Linked DNA regions of Homo sapiens: region 2 is linked to region 1. Evidence: read pairs that join two places in POLR2A ChIA-PET (ENCODE). Cell type or tissue: MCF 10A. All regions are shown on one strand.

The links. ChIA-PET counts read pairs that join two places held together with the same protein. Peaks named below come from ENCODE experiments on the same cell type or tissue, not always from the same donor. Only the 100,000 strongest peaks of a DNase experiment are listed, where the experiment ranks them.
Region 2: POLR2A ChIA-PET joins it to region 1 with 5 read pairs; 2 of 35 experiments call an interaction of 5 or more read pairs at or near these places.

What each region holds. Positions count from the first base shown.
Region 1 is chr1:39,177,385-39,179,884 of GRCh38, forward strand. It overlaps a transcript of MACF1 not described here. Among named protein-coding and RNA genes, the nearest start is that of MACF1, 26 kb to the right of the region's middle. In MCF 10A, no CTCF peak of the experiment used is centred here; a DNase peak (open chromatin) is centred at 1,357.
Region 2 is chr1:39,347,584-39,350,083 of GRCh38, forward strand. MACF1 (microtubule actin crosslinking factor 1) reads left to right here. Exons shown (of 101, transcript NM_001394062.1): 42 at 1,895-2,044. Among named protein-coding and RNA genes, the nearest start is that of BMP8A, 140 kb to the right of the region's middle. RefSeq lists an enhancer at 1-222. In MCF 10A, no CTCF peak of the experiment used is centred here; no DNase peak of the experiment used is centred here.

The DNA of each region.
Region 1 (2,500 bases):
GTGCTGGCATTACAGGCGTGAGCCACCTTTCCCGGCCTAACTACTGTTTCTATAGAAGGAGTTTTCCAGATTGATGCCTAATGTACAAATAACTGCATCATCAGTCCCTGGCTGTCATCATTTTGCTGTGCAAAAAGGGAACATCAGAGAGGGGTCCAGGAGCCACTCCACATATCATTCGTAAATGTTATTGCTAATGGAGAGAGGGATGATGGTGGGGGCAGGCGTATTTGTGTTCATAGAGGAAGGTAGGACTGTAATCTCCATGCCTAGTTTCTGATTGGCATTGATAATATAACCATCTTTCAGAGAGTCAGCTCCAAGAGGTAACTGGGAAACATCTCAGTTTTGCTCCGGGCACTATTTCCTTTGCCATCTATACCAGAAGCTGTGGTGAATGGGAAAGCCATTGCTTTCTGAAGTGCCCTTAGGCCTTTCTCAGTGACTCTTAAGTTTTAAGAATCATTTGGGTGAGCATAATGCTGAAATCCTGTAGCTATGAAAGCTGCACTGCCATGGCAATAAAACTCCCCATTGAATAAGTAAAATGGCAATTTCCAGGAATCTGGGTGGTAGTTATTTCAATCAAGTTGAGAAATGGGATCACCGAGAGGGGGATTTCCGCAGAATCTGGGCTGTCAGGGAAATCTTTAGGCTGTCAGGGAAATCTTTATTCCCCATTGTCTTCTCCTTACAAATTCCAGGAGAGGAGTATGAGGTTATATTTGTGTCCTCAGTAAGCCCATAAAGGTCAGCCAGTGTGCTACCTTACATTGTAATTTTCCTTTTCAACATTCTTTTTTTTTTTTTTTTGGTTAAATTTTACTTTAAGTTCTGGGATACATGTGCAGAATGTGCAGGTTTGTTACATAGGTATACATGTGCCATGGTGGTTTTCATTCGTTTATGTACTGAACATAATCTTAGTACCTCACAGACAGTGCACATGTACTAACACCTTTCCTGAAACCTTAAAATATAAGAAATATAGAAATACAGGTAGTTTGTAAGTCTTTGCTCTTGGGGAAGCCAATTTTGGATTTCCTTTGTCTTTTTGTCCTATCATACTCCTTGAAAGGGGTAGTAAAAGCATTTTTCTCTTTTTCCCTCTCTGTAGTTCACCCCAGTGGGGCACATAGTTGCTGGATTCAGCAACGTTCTTTCCCAAATGATTCTTAAGGCATGCGGGTCACTGAGGTTTATTTTTAAATCCATAACCCAGGGTTCAGCAGTTGTCCTTACTGAATTCCCGTGTGGAGGCTTTCAGCTGCCCAGACACCCCCACGTCTTTACTGGGCACATTCCAGCAGTCCTAAAGTCCTGACCCTCAGGAGTGAAATTCTGGTCTGGTGTCTCACTCCTGGAATTCCTTCATGAGGCATGGCTATGGCATGAATCAGGTGTCAGATTGGAAAGCCAAGAGATCAGGTGGCTTGTGATCATAATATAAAAAATTTCTAACTGGTAAAATGGTTTTGGAGACTTAATGCGTATTGAAAGTTTCTTTCTGCTTTATTGTCAGCCTTAGCCGCCTCTTGATGGTCTCTTTAGTTCCTTTCCTGGATTGTCTAGGAGCATGCTGGAGGCAGTCAGAACATAAGGAGTTAAATTGCAGTGAACTTATGGAGAATGATTAAACAGTGATTAAGTGATATTTTAACTTCTGTTTACAGGGGAGAAATGGATGTCATCAGGAAAAGGGTTTGTTTGCAGTTTTGACTGAAGTCATCTTATCTTAGCCAGGGCTGCCTGCCCTTATTCAATTTCATTTTTAGCTGCAAGGTGAACTCCCCCACACACTTATTTTCTGATGTCCATCTTTGTCTTTGCTCATATTCCACCCCTTCCTTTCTTTCCCCAGACCCCGTGTTGCTCTAGGAAAACTTGCTCCACTCAGAACAGAGTTGGGGTGGGACTTAGCTGCCCTTCTGCATCTTCTGTTTCTGGAAGTCTTTGGGATGAACCATACATGGGAGAGTCAGGATACTGGAATGCCATTGAACTAGTGGAAAAAGCACTAGATAGGCAATTGAAGAGGCCTGGGTTTGAATTCCAGCTCTGCTACTTATTAGCTATGTGATCTTGGACAAATTACTTAATCTCTGTAAGTCTTAGTTTCCTGTTCTGTAAAATGGAGGTGATAATTTCTACCTGAAAGAATAGGAATTAGAGAGGATTAGAGTTATATATGTAAAGAGCATTGCCTGACACACACACAGTAGGCATTCAATTATGTGTGATCAAAGAGGTCAGAGTTGATGGTAGAATTTAGACTGTCTCGGTTAGCCTTTTGCCTGTTTTTCCCAGTGCTAATTGTATAGTTTATATATTATAGTTTAAAGTTATGCTGCCAGGCGCGGTGGCTCATGTCTGTAATCCCAGCCCTTTGGGAGGCCGAGGCAGGTGGATCACTTGAGGTCAGGAGTTCGAGACCAGCCTGGCCAACATGGTGAAACCCCGTCTCTACTAAAAATACAAAAATTAGCCAGGTGTGGTGGCA
Region 2 (2,500 bases), 170 kb after region 1:
AACATCTAGATACCCTGAGCTCTTGAGGAGAAGGGTTCTGAAATCAGTTTCATTCTATTTAATCTATTTCAAATGATTTACCATAAGGTTCCTTGACAATCCTTAAGTGGCTGACAAGGAAATTTTATTAGAATCGTATTAATTTTTGGCTCTTTAAGAATTAATATTATTTTCTTGCACCTTTCCTCACAGTATAGTGCCCAGTGCTTATTCGCTTATTCAATCATGGAAAACAGTATGTAGAAGCAGGATGATACTAAAACAAACAAACAAACAAACAAAAAACTAACCATCCTACCATCTTCCATCACAACTCTCTTCTTGCAAAGCTCAACTCAACATAATTACATTAATAGTAACATCAAAACCTTAGAATACCCAGAATGATGTTCATGCCATTTCTGCTATTTGAATAGTAAGTTGGCATATAGCAAGATGATATTAGAATTGTCATTATCACCATAAAATTTGTCTCAAGGGCTCCTTTATTAAATGTTGTGCAAAAAATTGAGCTTTTGAGTCAGACTTTAAGGGAATTAGGGTAGTTGGTGCCATATGTCCTGTATTACTGTCTCATTTTTTCAACTATATTGAAATTGAGATATATTAATGGAAAGCTTTAGGTTACCTTTGAAAACTGAGCATGTGCAATGCTCGCATTCAGGAGTTTATATAGCATGATATAACCTTTGGATAATTAATGAAGTAAAATTCATCTGAGCCACATTAAGACAAGACCCAGCCCAGATTCAGGGTAGACTCCTGAGCTGCAGCAGGTGATAGAACTGCATGTGAACATTCTCCCTGAGCATGTAATTAATTCCACAATGCTTATTAACCTTGTTATTGTCAGAAATGCTCTGCTTCTCTCAATATTTGCCTTGGATGTGTGTGTATGTCTCTGTGTTAACTTGTTTGCTTTGCTTTTTTCAGATTCAGTCTGCACCCATCCTAACCCATGAAGATCCTGTTTTACAGCTGAAGAGCTCTTAGGAGTTCTCTTCCAGAGCCCTTCTATTTGTCCTAAAGAGGGGGAGAGAGGGCCAATTTGGGCACCTGTTTGTAAGTGCAGGTGACTAAAGCGCCATCAGAAGGTAGAAACTGGTGGAAAATGGTTTTAGAAGGATGGTCAGGAGAACACATCATGCTCAATTGCTCAGTCAGGTGCTTCAATGTCATACAACTGAGATAAAATCTAGAGAAAGGATCAGGCACAGAAACATATTCCCTCTCTCTCCTTGGGCCTGGCCTGTTCCTTTGATATTAGTGTAGACACCTAAAGGACTGAGCCAGTTGCTATTCTTGGGCACTTTCCTTCTCAAAATAGCCAAATCTAGCCCTTCATGCCTGGCGTGTAATCATTTTATTTAATGAGTCTCTGGATTGATGAGACATTTGATTTATAAAGTCAGCTCAATTATTAAGAAGCTCGATTAACTTATGAATTATCCAGGTCTTTGATTTTTCTTTCTACTCCAATTCTTCTACTTTTGCATATTATGTAGCAAATCTCTGGTTCTAGTGGAGGGATTGATCAGAACCACTAAATTATTATCATCACCATTATCATGTGTGGATTTCAAGCATCTGGGCTCTTTCTTCTCCATTTCCAAAGATAATAACAGCAGTCTGGTGAAGGAGCTCTCAAACCAAAACCTGAACTAGAAACATTCTCATAATTATCCTGATTATCCAATCCATAGACCCAGATCAATGGACTGTCCAAATGAGGGGAGCTTTCCGAATATGATTTCTATGTCTTTTCCTATTCTAGTCTCCCACCAACTTTTCCATCCTTGAGATATAACCTTCCTGTTTTACATTTCAGGGAGTTTCTTGTATTTGCAAAATGTGAATTACGAAATGTCTCTTGACCCCTTTGCATTTTAATTAGACCCTGCAGAAACAACAAAATACCTGTCACCAGCAACTGGAGGATCTTTGCAGTTGGGTAGGACAGGCAGAAAGAGCACTGGCAGGCCACCAAGGCAGAACCACCCAGCAGGATCTCTCTGCTTTGCAGAAGAACCAAAGTGACTTGAAGGTCAGTGTGAATCTGTCAATTTTGACACAAAGTCTCGCTCTATCGCTTAGGCTGGAGTACAGTGGTGTTATCTTGGCTCACTGCAGCTTCGATCTCCTGGGCTCAGGCAATCCTCCCACCTCAGCCTCCCCAGGAGCTGGGACAAAGTCATGAGCCACCATGTCCTAATTTTTTAATTTTTTTGTAGAGATGGGGTATCACTATGTTGCCAAAGCTGGTCTCGAACTCTGGGCTCAAGCAATCCTCCTGCCGTGGCCTTGGCCTCTCAAAGTGTTAGGATAACAGGCTTGAGCCACCATGCCTGGTGATTTTTTCATTCCTTCGACAAATATTTAGTGCTCAAGGGTTAGCAATAATGGTAAACAGACATCATCCCTGGCCTTGTGAAGCACACAGTCTAGCAGGGCATACAGAAATTATACAGGTTATTATAAAAATGAACATAAAATTATTAAC